Linked DNA regions of Homo sapiens: region 2 is linked to region 1. Evidence: chromatin loops called from intact Hi-C (ENCODE). Cell type or tissue: uterus. All regions are shown on one strand. Each heading gives the region's core, and the rest is flanking DNA. Links, peaks and the distances in the headings are about the cores only. Region 1 has its middle 11 kb from the start of FANCD2. Region 2 overlaps PRRT3-AS1 (PRRT3 antisense RNA 1).

Region 1 (9,425 bases), core at 512-8,511:
CAACAGAGCGAGACTCGTCTAAAAAAAAAAAAAAACTTTCACAGGCCTTGATCATCCCTTTTGTCAATCTAGTTAATGTCACCTCCTCAGAGAAGCCCTCCCTGAGCACCCCATCTGCAGTAGGTCACCCCCATCTTCCACCATCACTTTTCCTGGTGTTTCCGTCATAGCCCCCACCTCTATGGGGAGTTTTCTGCACTGATAGACTAGACTCCCTCCCCCACTCAGTGGCCAGCGTGTCTGTCTTCTCTGTCCCTGCACACAGCAAATGCTCAATGTTCACTTGTTGGCATGAATGAAACAGGAAGGCCCCTGAGGTGCTAGGACTGGGAGCCCTTCACCCCAGGTGAGGAAGGAGCCTTAGGGGGAGAGGACCCGAGTTAGTGCCCCCTCCCCACCCTGAGGGTCAGCCCGGGGCAGGGCTGGTCACTGCGCCTTGAGGAGCCTCTCCCCTATGCCCTTGATGGGTGGCCCGCAGGGGACGCGGCCGCACTCGGTCACCTGTGGTCCTGGAGCAGCCGCGCCCGGCGGGCGGCACTTAACGAAGGACAAACTCCAAAACCCAGGCCTCCAAAGGACCCATGGGAAGATCCGGGGGCTCAGGGGAGTGACCCCAAGCTGCGGGGGGTGACCCTCACCTGAGGCCTCTGGAGGCGCTGAGTGGGCCGGAAGCCGCGGGAGCCGCGGGACCCGCAGAGAGTGCCCGCCTGTGTTGGGGCAGCAGCGCCTGGAAGGAGGCGGCCCCGGCCGCCCGCAGAGCTCCGCCTCCCAGGCCGCGCTCTGTGTCTTTGTCCAGGCTGGGAGGGGCCGATGGCCGTTAAAAGCCCCGCCCGCCGCCGCTCGCCGCCGCCTGGCCCCACCCCCGTATCCATGGAGACCCGACGCCGCCGGACTGCCTGTCAGCTGCAGCTCGGTAGCCTGGGGCCCGCCCCGTTCGCCCGGTCTGTCTTCCGCGGGCCATGCTACCCAAGCTGACTCCGACTGGAGTCACTGGGATACCTGTCCACGCCTCCTCTCCTGGGCCACTTCCCTGCGGGGCGGGCAGTAGGGCAGGGCGGGGTGGGAATCTGTTGTACTCAGGGAAGGGAATTGCCCCCAGGCCCAGAGAGTTTGGAGCCTGGGGTACTGCCACCAACAGCCCAGAACTCTCCCAGCTGGGCACCACCCCCCCACACCCGCCGCCAGAGTCTTCCTGCAGCAAGGCTCTCTTCAGGAGGGGCTGTGAATGTTTCCCCGGGGTGGGGCTAAGCCAGAGCCCAGAGGTTAGCCCCTGGGGCACGGATCCCCCAGGTCACTCACTTCCCACGGGCTGCAGTGAAGGAGGCTCTGAGGGGAGGATGGCCGGTTTTTCCCCTGCAAGGGAAGGCATTCCTGCTCTGGGGACTGCCTCCCTCTCCCTCTTCTGCCAGCCACCGCAGAAACTTGGCCAAGCTGACCACTCTGTCAGTGATCTCTGCCAGGGAGGCTGAAAAACATCCAGCCCCACCCGTGGTCCCTTCCTGCCTCAGGCTATGTGACAGTATGACTGCCCACCTATTTCTTCGTTTCCACTGGAAACACTAGTAAAACAATTCCTCAGCCTCGACCCCAGGGAGTGGCCCCCACTAAACCAGCTGACGTGGGACCCCTGGGTCAATGCTGGCCAGAAGACACTGCTGACACCATACAGAGACCCTGGACACCTATGCCCCCTACAACCCTGGTAATGGTGGCCATGGGATTCCAAGCAGCACACATCTCGGAATCAATATTCTCCCCAACAAAAAATACATATGTGATTATCCCATGGCCACGTACCTAATCCTGGGGTAGAGAAAAGTACAGAGGAGGAAGCGCTCCATCATTGGAGCACAGCCCTTCCTCCTGGGGGTCCCACCTGTTCTTCCCCATCTGACAAAGTCTGCCTTCCTTGTGGAACCAAAGAGGGCTCAAAGGGAGCCAGCTGTTCCCACTTTTAATTTTTGACTGCCCAAGGACGGCGAGAAGTGAAGGCAGAAGACCACCATTCCTGCTCAGAACTCTTCCTGGGCTGGGGGTACCAGTGCCCTGCCATGGACATATGGGGCCTTGGCGTCATACTCTACCATATGGTGGCCGGGGCCCTACCCTTCTATTCAGGGAACACGATGGACCTCAAGAATCAAATTTTCACAGGAAGCTACCACGCCTCACCATTTTTTTTCCCTTCAACTTGAAAGATTCATTCAAAAGTTACTAACACTAGAACCCAGGGAGTGGCCCCCACTGAAAGAAGTTTTGAGGGACTGGTGGGTGAACTGTGGTTAGGAGATGCCACGGACAACATACAAAGAGCCATGAGCCAACATACCACCCAGCTCATGGTGGCCATGGGATTCCAGGCCAAGAACATCTCTGTGCCAATCAAAGAAAAAGCGTTTCACTATCCTATGGCCACCTACCTCATTTTAGAACAAACAAAAGAAGCAGTCCACCATCAGACCATGGTCCCTTCCTCCTGGGGTTCCCACCTGTCCTTCTCTATCCACTGAAGTTTCCACCTTCTCTCTCCCACTGAAGCAGGCTCACAGCGAGCCAGCTTGTCCCATATTCAGCATTCAGCAGAAGACCACTGTTCCTGCCAGTGCCCCTGCCAGCCTGCAGAGGAAGCCGGACAGTTTTGGCAAAGCCCCCCAGCGTGACGCTGTGGCCTCTACCTCCACCCACACCACCAGCAGCAGTGGCAGAGACCCAGAAACGTCCCTTGCCCAGCGACAATCATCACAGGAAGCCAGTGTTGTCCAAGCTGGACAGCCTGAGGCTGTGACATCAGCCTAGCCAACAAGAAACTGGGGCTGCCGCAGCCGGACGCAGTGGCTCATGCCTGTAATCCCAGCACTTTGGGAGGCCAAGGCGGGAGGATCACGAGGTCAGGAAATCGAGACCATCCTGGCTAACATGGTGAAACTCCATCTCTACTAAAAATACAAAAAATTAGCCAGGCTTGGTGGCGGGCACCTATAGTCCCAGCTACTCAGAAGGCTGAGGCAGGAGAGTGGCGTGAACCTGGGAGGTGGAGTTTGCAGTGAGCCGAGATTGTGCCACTGCACTCCAGCCTGGGGGACAGAGTGAGACTCCGTCTCAAAAAAAAAAAAAAAAAAAAAGAAAAGAAAAGAAACTGGGGCTGCCACAGGGCTGCCGGAGGACGCATCTTTCACTTCTATTAAGATTTTGCTGCATGTGTCCACCGAAGAAAAGGAGGAATAAGATTGCTCCAACATAGTTGCACAGATGAAGACAAAAATCAGCTAGGTGGGGTGGTGAAGCCTCACTTCTTGCATTTTACTATTTACTATTTATTCTGTCTCTTTTTTTTTTTTTTTTTGAGGCAGAGTCTCGCTCTGTCGCCCAGGCTGGAGTGCAGTGGCACAATCTTGGCTCACTGCAAGCTCCGCCTCCCGAGTTCACACCATTCTCCTGCCTCAGCCTCCCGAGTAGCTGGGACTACAGGCGCCCACCACCACGCCAGGCTAATTTTTGTATTTTTAGTAGAGATGGGGTTTCACCATGTTAGCCAGGATGGTCTCGATCTCCTGACCTCGTGATCTGCCCACCTCGGCCTCCCAAAGTGCTGGGATTACAGGCGTGAGCCACCGCGCCCGGCCAATTTCTTAGTCATATTTACATCCTTCTGTGTTTCTGAAAGTACACACAAAAACAAGATGGTGTTTGCTTCTGAAGGAATCAGATGGGGTTAGATGAGTAATTATGTTTACCCTTTGGAACAGCTTAAATGTTTTACCTTGCTGATATATTTCTTCTTCACACACACATACACACACACACACACAGTTTAAAAATCTAAGCCAGATATAAAAGACTATATGATTCATAATTTTCTAAATACTTTTTTTAATTTACAAAAATAGAAATAAAAATTTTTAAGATATATCATTCTATTTACATGACATTTTAGAAAAGTCTATTTACATGACTATAAAGGGACAGATGGCAGCTTTCTGGTTTGCCAGAAATGGTGGTTACATAACTGTATAAATTTGCCAAAACTTATTGAAAGACATACTTGTAAATAATACATTTTATTGTACATAAATTATGTCAATAAACAATGTTTTCAAAATATCAGTTATTGAAATGATGTGCACAGGCCAGGCATGATGGTTCACACCTGTAATCCCAGCACTTTGGGAATCCAAGGCACTTTGAGAAGCCGAGGCGGGCAGATCTTTTGAGGCCAGAAGTTCGAGACCAGCCTGGCTAAGTGAAACCCCAACTCTACTAAAAATACAAACATTAGCCCAGCATGGTGGTGCACAGTCCCAGCTACCTGGAAGGCTGAGGCACAAGAATCTCTTGAGCCTGAGAGGCGGAGGTTGCAGTGAGCCGAGATCATGCCACTGCACTCCAGCCTGGGCAACAGAGCAAGACTCCATCTCAAATAAAATAGAATTACGTGCACAAGAGCCGGGTGTGGTGTCTCACGCCTGTAATCCCAGCACTTTCGGAGGCTGAGGCAGGTGGATCACCTGAGGTCAGGAGTTTGAGACCAGCCTGGCCAATATGGCGAAACCCCATCTCTATGAAAAATATAAAAATTACCTGGGCGTGGTGGTGGGTGCCTGTAATCCCAGCTACTTGGGAGGCTGAGGCAGAAGAATTGCTTGAACCCAGCAGGCAGAGGTTGCAGTGAGCTGAGATCGTGCCACTGCACTCCAGCCTGGGTGACAAGAGTGAGACTCTGTCTCAAAGAAAAGAAACAAAAAATTATGTACACAAATATGGACAGCACTGGCAAGAAGTGTGGCAAAAACACATGTGGTTCTCTTGTTTTGGGCTCAGACATGTGGCTGTGCCATTACAGACCCCCGGGATTTAGAATCCTCCTTCTGAAAGGCGTCCTGTGCACTCGTGAGCACCAGCCTGAACAGATGAAAAGGCTGAGCTGGAGGGGCTGGGACACAGCCCACCTTGACGACAGCTGCTCCTGGCTGTGCGGGGGGGTCTCCAGGAAAGGCCATTCTCCCACTAGGATCGCCAGGCCCTACTGAGGCTCAAGCTCCTTTGCTGTTTGGAATCTTCCCTCCCCAGCCCCCCAGCCTCATCAAAGGCTGCCTTTTCCTGTTCACTGACCACAGCTGCTTTGACTCCATTAGCCTCGAGCTCCTGGAAGAAAAGGAAGAACGTTGTTTTCCCTGGGCTCAATGCCAAGAGACCGTGGGCAGTTGCTCAAGATTCACTTGTGAAACTCCGGATCCCAGGAGGAGGGAAGCTTGGGACAAATACCGAGCCTCCCACCCCCACTCCAACTCTGTTACTGAGCACTTTACGGAAGGAGCACGTAGGCCCCGCCACAGCTTCGGCAAGGGTGGACTGGGATAGATTCTGTGCTAATACAAACATCAGGCCTCCCTGCCAGACGGCCCACCCCATGGAGCCAGCCTGACACCAGGCCAGCCTCCAGCCACAACTGCAAGAGAAGGAGAGCCCAGAATAGCAGGCCCTCTTCAGTGAGCTTCAGCAGCTTCACCCACAGGTTGCAGGGTTTGGGTCCGCTGCCAGAAATAGCTCCCAGACCATCTTTGGTAATACAGACCTTTGCCTTAGTATTTACTACATCCAAATAGGCTTTATAGTAAGAGTTGTAAAACGATTGGTTTTGTTTTATTTTTCGTTTTTTTTTTGTTTGTTTGTGTTTTTTTTTTGAGACGGAGTCTCACTCTGTCGTCCAGGCTAGAGTGCAATGGCACGATCTTGGCTCACTGCAACCTATGCCTCCCAGGTTTAAGCAATTCTCCTGCCTCAGCCTCCCAAATAGCTGGGATTACAGATGCCTACAAGCATGCCTGGTTAATTTTTTGTATTTTAGTAGAGAGAGGGTTTGGCCATGTTGGCCAGGCTGGTCTCCAGCTGCTGACCTCAGGTAATCCACCTGCCTTGGCCTCCCAAAGTGCTGGGATTACAGGCATGAGCCAGCACGCCCAGCCTAAATTCAGCCTTTCATGCTTGTCTTGAGTTGTCCAATATTGGAAAATGCCAGCTCACACTGATGAGAAGCTCCTACTCTTTGGGGCTACCTATGAGCCCACTTTGAAATCCCGAGGTTGAAAGTCCTGAACATGAAAGATAAGCTGTCTGGCAAGTTAGGATGGGCATTGACGGGGAAATGCCTTACAGCTTGAGTAGTACTTTTTCACCTAACCACTTAAATGGTTATTATAAAACGGGACACTGAGAAATTAGAAGAGTGACTTAATCCCACCTGCTCAATTGAAGCTCCTCTGATAGGTGAATTTAATTAGGAAATTGTTACTTATGGTATCAATTACATGGTCAGCTCAAGCCTCAAATTTAGCCGACTTTAGTTTCAAAATCAAATGCAATTTTTTTTTTTTTTTTGAGACAGAGTCTCGCTCTGTCGCCCAGGCTGGAGTGCAGTAGTGCGATCTCGCCTCACTGTAAGCTCCGCCTCCTGGGTTCACGCCATTCTCCTGCCTCAGCCTCTCCGAGTAGCTGGGACTACAGGCACCCGCCACCACGCCTGGCTAATTTTTTTTTTGTATTTTTAGTAGAGACAGGGTTTCACTGTGGTCTCGATCTCCCAACCTCGTGATCCGCCCGCCTGGGCCTCCCAAAGTGCTGGGATTACAGGCGTGAGCCACTGCACCCGGCCTGCAAATTTTTTTTTTTTTTTTTTTTTTATACTTTAAGTTTTAGGGTACATGTGCACAATGTGCAGGTTAGTTACCTATGTATACATGTGACATGCTGGTGCGCTGCACCCACTAACTCGTCATCTAGCACTAGGTATATCTCCCAATGCTATCCCTCCCCCCTCCCCCCACCCCTGCAATTTTGTTTTTTAAAGAGCCTGGGCTCTTGCTATTGTGCCCCGGGCTGGCCTTGAACTCCTGGTCTCAAGGGATGCTCCCACCACAGCCTGCTGAGTAGCTGGGACTGCAGGCACGTGTCACTGTGCTCAGCTTTTTTTTTTTTTCCCCCCTTTGGTAGAAAAACTATTATTTGTAATCTTATGTTATGGAGAATAGTTTGACAACAGATTCATCTCTTCCTTTAGCCCTCTCCAACCTTCCAGCTAGAACCCCACCCCAAAGAACACAGGCAAAGATACATCAGCATCAATAATTTATTGCAAACTCCCTAATATCACATGCTAGTATGCTTGCGAATTCACTCACGAATGTTCTGGGATGGGGGCCAGAAGGTAGAGAGCACCATGAAAGTACAGCCTGTGAGGCCGGACTGCTGAGGGGCAGACTTCATGCCAATGGAGGGACAGACTTCAGGACCAGTCTGGATGGGCTAAGCTACCTTGGGCAGGAAGGAGCTGGGCCAGGCCAGGAGCCTGAGGTTCTCCTTTGGCCAACCCATCCCAGGTTTCCAGCCCCTCCTCCTCACTCAGGGTCCTGTGTGGTGAGGGAGGTGTCGGGAGGTTAGCGGCTCTACAGCTGCCAGGCTTGTGGCCACTACCAGTTGAGCGTGGGGCCCCTAGTCTAGTCCTTCACTGGGGAAAGCTAGGGCTTGGGCTTTCACTGCAGTATCTTCAGACAGGTCGGGATGAGGGATGAGGCCTTGCCCTTGGGGGGATGCCCGTCCTCTGTGGCATCGAGGAGCTGCTGCAGGTAACAGGAGGTGAAGCAGCACGTGGCCCGTGGCTTGCATGCTGAAAAGGGCCCAGTGGAGAGCTTCCCTGGGTGGAATGAGAGGGCACGCAAGTCAAAACCACGAAGTAGGTTGGGCGTAGTGGCTCATGCCTGTAATCCTAACACTTTGGGAGGCCGTGGTGGGTGAGTCACCTGAGGTCAGGAGTTTGAGACCAGTGTGGCCAACATGGTAAAACCCTGTCCCTACTAAAAACACAAAAATTAGTCAGGCCTGCTGGTGGGCGCCTATAATTCCAGCTACTTGAGAGCCTGAGGCAGGAGAATCGCTTGAACCCAGGAGGCGGAGGTTGCAGTGAGCTGAGATGATGCCACTGCACTCCAGCCTGGGTGACAGAGCAAGACTCTGTCTCAAAAAAACAAAACAAAACAAACAAACAAAAAAACCACCACCATCACCAACAACAACAAAACAAAGCTGGGCTCAGTGGCTCACGCCTGTAATCCTAGCACTTTAGGAGGCTGAGGCGGGCAGATCACTTGAGGTCAGGAGTTTGAGACCAGCCTGGCCAACATGGTGAAACCCCGTCTCTACTAAAAAATACAAATAAATTAGCCAGGTGAGGTGGCACACAGCTGTAATCTCAGCTACTTGGGAAGCTGAGGCATGAGAATCGCTTGAACCCGGGAGACAGAGGTTGAAGTGAGCTGAGATTGCACCACTGCGCTCCAGCCTGGGCAACAGAGCGTCTCAAAAACAAGTAAGAATAAAACATAAGTGTACACCTCCCTACAACCCATTATTCCCATGTTGGCCTGGAAGGGATTGGTTTCATTATGTTTGTTTTCTTCATTAATAACATTTGAATACCACTGAGGTGGTAGCACTAAAAGCATTTCATCAATTCTAGAGCAATGTGCAAATAGGAACAGATGCTGCAGATGGGATCAGGATTAGGGCGAGGACCTGCAATTCCACCTTAACTGAGATGCCCGGAACCTCCCTACTTTCTCATGCAAAACCCCAGCTCATTTCATATGGCTTTCTATTTTTCTACTACTACTTTGGTCCAGCCAGATTAATCTCCATAATGTGGCTCTGCCCTTGAGACACTCTGTTCTAGACTCTGAGGCCTTTCTAAGTCACCTGCAGTCTAGCTCATGTTCAGAGTGCTGGACATGAAGACATCCATGCCTGGCATGAGCATGTACTGAGAACTGAACCTGAATCAGGCAGGCCTAAGTCCTAATCCAGTCTTATTAGCTGGGTGAACTTCAGCAAACTGCTCTAGTTTTGAGCTTCAGCTCCCTCATGGGTAAAATGGGATTGCACCTGCCACCCAGGGTCATAAGGCTGAAATAGCATAAAGCAATTAACGTGGGGTTGGATATTTGAAAAGTAGGGGAAATGGGGAAGCGGGGGCAGGTTCAAGAGCAGCTGGTTGAATGCTAGACAACTTTGGCTAGGTGCACTGGCTCAGGCCTATAATTCCAGCATTTTGGGAGGCCGAGGAGGATGGCTTGAGGCCAGGAGTTTGAGACCAGCCTGGTCTAGTGAGACCTTGTCTCTACAAAAGTATTAAAGAACTAGCCAAGCATGGTAGCACACACTTGTGCTACTCAGGAGGATCACTTGAGCCTACGAGGTTAAGGCTGCAGTGAGCCATGATTGCACCACTGCACTGTAGCCTAGATGACAGAGTGAGACGCTGTCTCTAAAAAAATATAAAGAATGCTAGATAATTTTAATCAAATTCTTACCAAATCTGTTTGAAAGGGGAATGTGAGGGTCACTCGAGGTGTCTAGTCCTAAGTGAGATAGGGGAG
Region 2 (9,425 bases), core at 926-8,925, 58 kb before region 1:
GACACAATCGGGGTTGTGAAACCCTCGGAGGCTCATCTTCCACAGGAGGTCCAAAAAGCTTTGCCGAGAAAACGGCTGAATGGGGCCTCCAAAGATAAACATGCCATCTGCCTACCACTGCCAACCCAAGAGATGTGGGCACCTGCGGACAAGGCGGGGGCTTGCCCAGCCCTGGGCTCCCACTCTGCTGGAGAGGCTGTGGGGGGTGGCGGATCTCTCTGCCGCAGGGACTGGGGAGAGGCCGGCCTGGGGGCAGGGCGAGGCCGTTGCGGGGCAGCCTCGGAGCTGGTCCATCTCGGGTTACCTCTCCTCCTCCTCCTCCTCCTCCTCCGTCTCCTCTCTCCCTGGCTCCGCGCCTTCCCGCAGTGTCCTGGATGGGGGTGGGCGCCGTGCAGGCCTGGTCGCCTGCGCCCGCGACGGGGGCAGCAGGCCACGCTCCCCGTCGGGGTCCCGCCATCGCCCCCTCCCTGGGCCAGCTCCTCACCTGCGCGCCGCAGCCCCCGTGTTCACCTTGCGCGCGTCCCTGCAGCCGATCGCCGCGCCGCATCCTCCGAGATGCTCAGACTCGGCTAACAGAGCCCGGCGCTGCCGATCGCGAGCCCGCCCACAGGAGCGCAGCCCTGCTTAACTCTTTCCCCTTAGGGGTGGACTCTTCTGTCAACCCTGACTTCCCCTCGCTCAGGGATTGTCAGGGCTCAGAGTGGAACCGAGGTCATCTCTGAGGGATGTGGAAATGTCTTCTGCAGCATCCCTGAAAACGGGGCAGCTAGCCTCTGCTTGCATACCTCATGGGACGGGGAGCTCACTTCCTTTCTATATCCCTACATCCTTTTAGGTAAATCCTACCTACAGCTTGGTATGTATCCTTCAGATTCTTCTCAATGTACAGTTACATGTACATCTTAAATAGAAATGACATCATACTGTATACTTTTTTTTTTTTTTTTTGAGACAGTCTTGCTCTGTCGCCCAGGCTGGAGTGCAGTGGCGTGATCTCGGCTCACTGCAACCTCCGCCTCCCAGGTTCAAGTGGTTCTCCTGCCTCAGCCTCCCTAGTAACCATGCCTGGCTAATTTTTATATTTTTAGTGGAGACAGGGTTTCACCATGTTGGCCAGGGTGGTCTCGAACTCCTGACCTCAGGTGATCAGCCCGCCTCGGACCCCCAAAGTGTTGGGATTACAGGCGTCAGCCACCGTGCCCAGCCACTGTACACATTTCTGTAATTTGTCTTTTTCACTTTCCAATATATTCTGGCACATTTTTCATGTAAATATCTATAGATCTATATCATTTCTTGTATCCACTGTTGAGAATTCCAGCATATGGTCAGCTAGTTATTGTTCTTTATCCTGTCCCCTGTAATTGGACATAGGTTGTTTCTAGCCTTTTGCTCGCAGGGATAATGGAGCAGGGGCCATTCCTTGCTTAACACATCACTGTGCACGTACACTAGTGCACCTACCAGATAATTGCCTAGCCGAGGCATGGTAGTAAAATCTATGGGTCTGCATATGGGGCTGGTAGACACTGTCAAAATGTTCTTGGTCTTTCTTTGAACACCTCTTGATATACTAAACATCCATTATTAGGCTCAATTCCTTAAGGGAAAGCCACACAGGAAATATATGTGGTTATCAAAAATGAGATAGGGCTGGGTGCAGTAGCTCACACCTGTAATCCCAGCACTTTGGGAGGCCTAGAGAGGAGGATCATTTTGAGCCCAGGAGTTCAAGACCAGCATGGGCAAGATGGTGAGACTTTTTTAAATTAAAAAACAAACAAAAAAACAAAAAAACTAGCTGGGCGTGGTGGTACATGCCTGTAGTCCTACCTACTCCAGAGGCTGAGGCCAGAGAATCATTTGAGCCCAAGAGGTCAAGATTGCAGTAAGCTATGGCCACTGGAGTGTCACTGGAGTGCATTGACCACTCTGTCCATTGACCACAAGCTGTGTCACTGGAGTGCAATGACCACTGCACTCCAGCCTGGGCAGTAGAGCGAGACTGACAAAAAAAAAAAAAAAAAAAAAAAAGAAGAAGAAGAAGAAGAAGAAAATTTGGCCTGTATAATGGCTCATGCCTATATTCCCAGCACTTTGGGAGGCCAAGGCTGGAGGACTGCTTGAACCCAGGAGTTCGAGACCAGCCTGGGCAACATGGCAAAACCCCATCTCTACCAAAAAAAAAAAAAAAAAATTAGCCAAGTGTGGTGGTGCGCACCTGGGTCCCAGATACTCAGGAGGGTTATGTGGGAGGATCACTTCAGTCCAGGAGCCAGAGGTTGCAGTGAGCCAAGGTCGCACCACCGCACTCCAGCCTGGGTGACAGAAAGAGACCCAGTATCAAATAAAAAATCAAATTTCACTTAAAAAAGAAAAAGAAAAAATTCTTCCTAGGGCTGAGCTGACATCTCCCTCCCAATGGCTTCCTACCTCTAGCTCTCACAGAAAAGCAATACTCAGGCCCCAGTTGTGTCTGACGTGTTGCAGTTTGAAGAATATTCCATCCCTAATGGCTGGTAAATGGTGGGGCCTGCATTCAGCTGCTTGACTCTGGGAGAGGGTGCAGGCCTTGCCCGTTTCACACATGACCTGACCAGCTCTGTTTTCCTTGTTGGAGCCACTTCAGAATTGTAAAGGCATCTCTCATTTCTCTAGAGTCTTCTTTCTCCAGGACAAACACTCCGAGTTTTTCAGCTGTTCCTTGCAGGACAGGATTCTGGGTTCTCACCATGTGGAATCTCTTCTCTGTTTGCTTCTTACCAGCTCAACAACGCCCCTCTGAAAGTAGGACTCTTGGAAATGAACCTTGTTGGGAGTAAAGCTGAACCTTCACCTCTCCTTTCCAGGATTCTACTCCATTCATACGGCCTCACACTGAATTAATGTTTCTAGCAGCCACATTACTTTGTTACCCAATTGATCTAGTAGTAAAGTCTTCCCATCTCTTCATGTACCACTGGTTTATTGACTCTTAATGTAGGATTCTACATTTGTTTGTTGTTTATCTTGTTAGATCCAGCCTGTTGTTACAATCTTGTAGGAAGTTAACTGGATCCTGATTCTACATATAGCTGATTGACATTTTGGAGGGTTTTGCAATAACCATTTCCCTTCCTGACAGCATCCTAACTTCCTTTGGGGGACCTGTGTCTGTTCCCATGTGGGCAGTCTTGGCCAGAATGCAGTCCTAGGGCCCCCTACAGAAGCTGAGGAGTCTGGATCCTTCCTCTCACTTCCCCTTGTGAACTCGCTGGGAGCCTCCTTTGGAGATGTTGAGATTCCCTCCACAGGCTCAGAGCTGGCCCGGTTCCCTTCCTCAGTTTCTCCTGAGAAGGGCAGGTGTGTGAGTGCCTGACCTCCCAGTCCATGCAGGGCCATCTGGCTGCTTGCTGGCTGCCCTCTTTGGAACCAGGGGCCCCAATCCCATCGCGTTTCTAAACCACCAACCGGCAGGCATTCTGAGATTCCAAACAAATGCAAGAGAGATTAGGATCCCTTTGGCTAGAGGCCAAGGTGAAAGCTGATCCTGCGGAAAGAGGAGACTGGCTGGGGTGGAGGTGAATGTAAGCGGGGAACACGAGGTGCGCAGGTGTGGACGGGGAGTATCTCAGCTCCAGATGGAGCTCCCAGCATCCTTCTGCAGACTCTGGGACGGCGGGGATAAATGGAAGGTGACTCCAAGTATACAAGGGATGGTCAATATCTCCTGTTCACCAAGCACTTGGTCTGCCAAAAACTATGCTACACACCATTATTCTTTTTAAGTCCTCATGACAACCCTAGGTTTTATGTTTTTCATTATACAGCTGGCAAGCTGAAGCTCAGAGAAGTTCAATAACTTGTTAAAGGTCATGCAGCAACTAAGGGGCCAAGCCACAGGCCTGACTTTAGAACTAGTGCTCTTTGTTTTGAGATGGAATCTTGCTTTTGTATTTTTAGTAGAGGCAGGGTTTCGCCATGTTGGCCAGGCTGGTCTCAAACTCTTGGCCTCAAGTGATCAGCCTGCCTCGCCCTCCCAAAGTGCTAGGATTACAGGCATGAGTCACCACGCCTGGCCAGAACCAGTGCTCTTAATAGTAATGACACCCTCCTGCCCCTCTGGAAGAACCTGAGAGAGGAAAGTGGGGGAGAGGGAAACCCCAGGCCTTCCAGGCGGCCCCTACTGTGTTAGGAGTTAATTGAGTCCATGAAAATAGGCCCTCCAGTTTGGATCTCTGTTGACTTCAAACCAACAGAGCTGAAAGTTGTTGTGACTCCCCAAGGAAAGAGTGAGAAAGAAAAGGCAAAGAAGATGGGGCTGGCAATGATGAAATCTCCTGCTTAGACAAAGCCCAGGACAGTTGGTTGGCATTTTCATTCTGGCTGGTTGCTCTGGCAGGCATGAGAAAATAAACAAAAGGGAGAACAGGTGGGAGAAAGTGCAGGCTGGTGAACCTTCTCTGTGCTCTGCCCACTGTCCTGAACTCTGAGGGCACGGGGAGTTATACTCTTTTACCAAACTGGCCAAATTCAGCCTGAAGGGCTCCTGGAGTCTTAGCCTACTCATTCTCAGATTTTAGCTTCCACCAACACCAACTAAACAAACCTGATCTTTTTAAAGAGGTTTTTTGTTTGTTTTTTGAGACAGAGTCTCTCACTTTCACCCAGGCTGGAGGGCAGTGGCACAATCTCAGCTCACTGTAACCTCCGCCTCCTGAGTTCAAGCCGTTTTCCTGCCTCAGCCACCCGAGTAGCTGGGACTACAGGAATGCACCACCAGGCCTGGCTGATTTTTGTATTTTTGGCAGAGATGGGGTTTCACCATGTTGGCCAGGCCGGTCTCAAACTCCTGACCTCAAGTGATCTGCCTGCCTTGGCCTCCCAAAGTGCTGGGATTACAGGCGTGAGCCACCACACCTGGCCAAGAGTTATTTATTTTTTTTGTGTGTGAAATCTGATGCCACTTTAAAATCAGCAGATCCTTACCCCATTCCCTTTCACTCTCAATTCCCACTTTCTGGAAGTAATTATTGTCAAGTCTTTCTGGTACTTCTGGTTATTTCTTCTGGTATTTATCCTATTTTCACATCAGATTTATGCGGCTAATGTTAATTATTTTCAGTTTTGGGGGTTAATCTATTGACTACTATGAAGATAATATGAAAATGTAGTTCTTCTATTACTTTCCATATTTTTCTGTAGTTTTTTGGTATCATTATTCTGCATTTACAATACTAGAACTGTGAAACAAGTATTCAAGCTGATTCAAGAAGTGTGCTGTGAGGATAATAATTCCCTCTCCAGACATTGTTTCTCCTGCAGTAAGTACTGCTTGGTTTTTCATTTGCTTAATTTTCCATGCATCTATCACTAATTCATTCCCCTTAATCTTTCCTTAAAGTGAAAAACAATTGAAAGATTTAATTTCCCATTCAGATAACATTTTCAGAGATTCACAGAATTCTACAGAGACAACAAACAACATGGTTTCTTCGACAGATGAATGTCTTGAAAAAAAAGGGAGGGAGGGAAAACTGTTACATAAGAGATTTAAGAGATATAGCAACCAAATGCCACGTGGGGGCCTCGTTGGGAGCCTCAGTCAAATAAATCCACTGTGGAAAAGACATTTTAAGACAATTAGGGAAATATGAACACAGATTGAGTCTTAGGACATATTAAGGTATAAGCATGTTTGCATCGGGTGAAATAATGGCCTTGTGGGTTATGTGTAAAAAATTCCATATCTGTTATGATACCTACGACTTATGTGTGAAATGACATACTTGTGATTTACTTTGAAAATATCCAACTTCCCTGCTCCCTCCCCTCCCACAAAAAAGTGATTTTGGGAGATACATTAAAAAATTCTGGGCCAGGGGCAGTGGCTCACGCCTGTAGTCCCAGCACTTTGGGAGGCCAAGTCAGGTGAATCACCTGAGGTCAGGAGTTCGAGACCAGCCTGGCCAACATGGTGAAACCCCGTCTCTACTAAAAATCCAAAAATTAGCCAGATGCAGTGGTGCACGCCTATAATCCCAGCTACTCGGGAGGCTGAGGCACGAGAATCGCTTGAACCCGGGAGGCAGAGGTTGCAGTGAGCCAAGATCGTGCCACTGCACGCCAGCCTGGGTGACAGAGCAAGATTCTGTCTCAAAAAAAAAAAAAAATTCTGGTAAAATAGTGATAATTACTTTATTATTATTTATTTATCGTTTTGAGACAGGGTCTCGCTCTGTCTTCCAGGCTGGAGTGCAGTGGTGCAATGATGGCTCACTGCAGCCTTGACCTCCTGGGCTCAAGCAATCCTTCCACCTCATCCTCCTCGGTAGCTGGGACTACAGGCATGTGCCACCATGCCTGGCTGATTTTTTTTTTCATTTTCTTGTGAGGCCTCACTATGTTGCCTAAACTGGTCTCCAACTCCCAGGCTCAAGTGATCCTCCCGCCTCACCCTCCCAAAGTACTTGGAATGCAGGCATGAGACATTGTGCCTAACCTATTTTACTGTTTTAGAGACAGGGTCTCAATCTGTTGCCCAGGCTGGAGTGCAGTGGCACAGTCATGGCTCACTGTAATCTTCAACTTCTGGGCTCAAGCAACCACCCACCTGCCTCAGGCTCCTGAGTAGCTGGGACTACAGGCATACGCCACCATGCCCAGATAACTTTATTTTTTGTAGAGACAGGGTCTTGCTATGTTGCCGGGCCAGTCTTGAACTCCTGGCCTCAAGCAATCCTCCCACCTCAGCCTCCTAAAGTGCAAGGATTACGGGCGTGAGCCACTGCACCTGGTCAGTACTTTATTCTTTTTACTGCTGAATAATACGCCATTGTATGGCTATACCATATTTCATTTATCCATCTGTTAGCTGATAGACATTTGGGTTGTTTCCCACCTTGTGGCTACTATGAATATTCATGTATACATAATTGTGTAGACATGTTTTCTTTTTCTTCTTTCTTTTTTTTTTTTTTTTTTTGAGACAGAGTCTCGCTTTGTGGCCCAGTCGGTAGCCCAGGCTGGAGTGCAGTAGTGCGATCTCAGCTCACTGCAACCTCTGGCTCTCATGTTCAAGCAATTCTCCTGCCTCAGCCTCCTGAGTAGCTGGGACTACAGGAGGCTCGATCCACCTGCCTTGGTCTCCTAAAGTGCTGGAATTACAGGCATGAGCCAACGCACCTGATCTGGACATATGTTTTCTTTTCTTTTTTTTTTGAGATGGAGTCTCACCCTGTTGCCTAGACTGGAGTGCAATGGCATGATCCTGGCTCACTGCAACCTCCACCTCCCAGGTTCAAGCGATTCTCCTGCCTCAGCCTCCCGAGTAGCTGGGATTACAGTGGCGCGCCATCACGCCCAGCTAATTTTTGTATTTTTAGTAGAGACGGGGTTTCACCATGTTGGTCAGGCTGGTCTCGAACTCCTGACCTCGTGATCCGCCTGCCTCGGCCTCCCAAAGTGCTGGGATTACCGGCATGAGCCATTATGCCCGGCCAGTATGTTTTCACTTCTCTTGGGTATATATCTATTTAGGAGTGGAACTGCTGAGTCATATGGAAATTTTACATTAAAACTTTTGAGGACCTGCCAGACTTTTCCAAAGTAGCCTTGTGACTGGTGGGGAGACTGAGGCCCAAAGAGGGAAACTGTCTTCTGCAAAGCAACACAGTGAGTGTGAGAAAGCAGGAGCTAATCATGGACATGACTTCAATGCTGCGCCTTCTCCTCTGACCGCATTACCATCTCACTCTCACTCCAGTGCTCTCCATACCCACTTCTGCCCCTCCATTCCATTCCTTGCCCAGCAGCAAATCCCTTCACACCAGTCCCTACAAAGGCTTCCTGCTGCCATCATCAGGATGAAGTTCCGCCTCTGAGGGATGACTTATAAGCTCCTCTGCCATCTGGCCCTAGTGCTGCCTCCTCATCTTGTCTTCTGAAGCAGTTTTAGTGAGCTATAATTCGCACCCCACCCCATTCACCCGTTTTAAGTGTACAATCCAAATGTTTATCAGTCCTTTCATACTCTACACTGCAGGGTCATGCAGGTCTTGTTTCAGTTCCATGAAAACACCAACATCTTTGCTTCTGAGACTTTGTGCACACCGTTACCTCTGTTTAGAACAGTCTGTATATTTTTTTCTGGCAAGTTCCTCATGATCTTTCACATCTTAGTTGAGATGTTTCTGCTGGGAAGCCTTCCCTGAGCATTCGGGTTGACTGGATGACCTGCAGGATGTTCCCATGGCCTCCCTAGGATCGTCCCTGTCACAGCATGTACTATAGTAGTCTGAGGTTTTTTGGTTTTTGTTTTTTTTTTGAGATGGAGTCTCACTCTATCGCCCGGGCTGGAGTGCAGTGGCGCAATCTCGGCTCACTGCAAGCTCCACCTCCTGGGTTCACGCCATTCTCCTGCCTCAGCCTCCAAAGTAGCTGGGCCTACAGGCACCCGCCACCATGCCCGGCTAATTTTTTTGTATTTTTTAGTGGAGAGAGGGTTTCACCGTGTTAGCCAGGTTGGTCTAGCAGTCTGAGTTTTTAAGGTCTGTGACTGTGTCTTGTTCATATGCAGTGCCTGGCAACACTCAATTCACTATTGGTTGAATGAACAGAAAGATCTGAAAATATCTAGCATGGCCCTGAGCACACTGTAGAAATCCTGCAAATGTTTGCAGACCGCAATTACTTCCAAGGACAGGGACAGCACCTCCTGTTGGGAACATTCCAGATGGTTTGGATGATTAAAGGTAAGATAAGATATTTTTTGTCTGGTACCCATGCCACTTCTTCAGGCAACAGCATCCCAGTTTTCCTTTGGGGAATCACTCTTATTATACCTTCAGTTCTTATAGTTTATGAGAAGCTAAGCAGTTCCTGGAATTTGCAGTTGACTTAAGGCAGATGAGTTAAGATGCAACCCTAACTTTTCCTAGATTTTTTAAAAAGGGGTGCTTTCTTTTCACTAGGATTACTAATCTCGTGCCTCTATAAGAAAACTAACTGTCTAAGAAGCAGACTTGAGAAAGCAACTGAGTCCTGATGATATCATGAGAGGCCCTGGACCCAGCTGTGCCTGAAGCCAACCACCAGACATTTTAGTTATTGAGTCAATTTCCATTCCTTTTTAATTGCTTGAGTTCAGCTTGTCACCTGCAACTGCAATATTCCTAATCCAGTTAGTAACCCTCTTTCACATACACACATACCCATCACACACCTTACAGACCAAACAGAGGAATCGAGCTGACTTTTGTCCCTAAGCACGGGTTTACCTACTCACCTCAAATCTAAATTGTATTTTTCTGAGTTGTGTTGTGCAGTTGACTGTCAATATTTAGCTTTCCTTGTACGGTACTTTCTATACCAAGCTTGTCTGGCCTGTAGGCTGCATGCCGCCCAGGACAGCTTGGTATGGGGCCCAACACAAATTCATAAACTTT

Evidence for each region. A loop is a pair of places that touch in the nucleus more often than their neighbours do. Peaks named below come from ENCODE experiments on the same cell type or tissue, not always from the same donor. Only the 100,000 strongest peaks of a DNase experiment are listed, where the experiment ranks them.
Region 2: a loop joins it to region 1, with 5 times the contacts of the local background. A loop is called at or near these places in 15 of 110 quality-filtered maps.

What each region holds. Positions count from the first base shown.
Region 1 is chr3:10,010,385-10,019,809 of GRCh38, forward strand. It overlaps a transcript of EMC3 not described here, the pseudogene MARK2P2 and the pseudogene CIDECP1. Among named protein-coding and RNA genes, the nearest start is that of FANCD2, 11 kb to the right of the region's middle. RefSeq lists a silencer at 735-964 and an enhancer at 763-1,288. In uterus, for the core only: a CTCF peak has its summit at 618; DNase peaks (open chromatin) are centred at 867, 2,678, 5,197 and 7,578; H3K4me3 peaks cover 639 bases; H3K27ac peaks cover 3,103 bases.
Region 2 is chr3:9,951,838-9,961,262 of GRCh38, forward strand. It overlaps PRRT3-AS1 (PRRT3 antisense RNA 1), which reads left to right. Exons shown (of 4, transcript NR_046734.1): 4 at 2,767-2,950. PRRT3 (proline rich transmembrane protein 3) reads right to left here and starts at 571. Exons shown (of 4, transcript NM_207351.5): 1 at 485-571. RefSeq lists a silencer at 70-609. In uterus, for the core only: no CTCF peak of the experiment used is centred there; no DNase peak of the experiment used is centred there.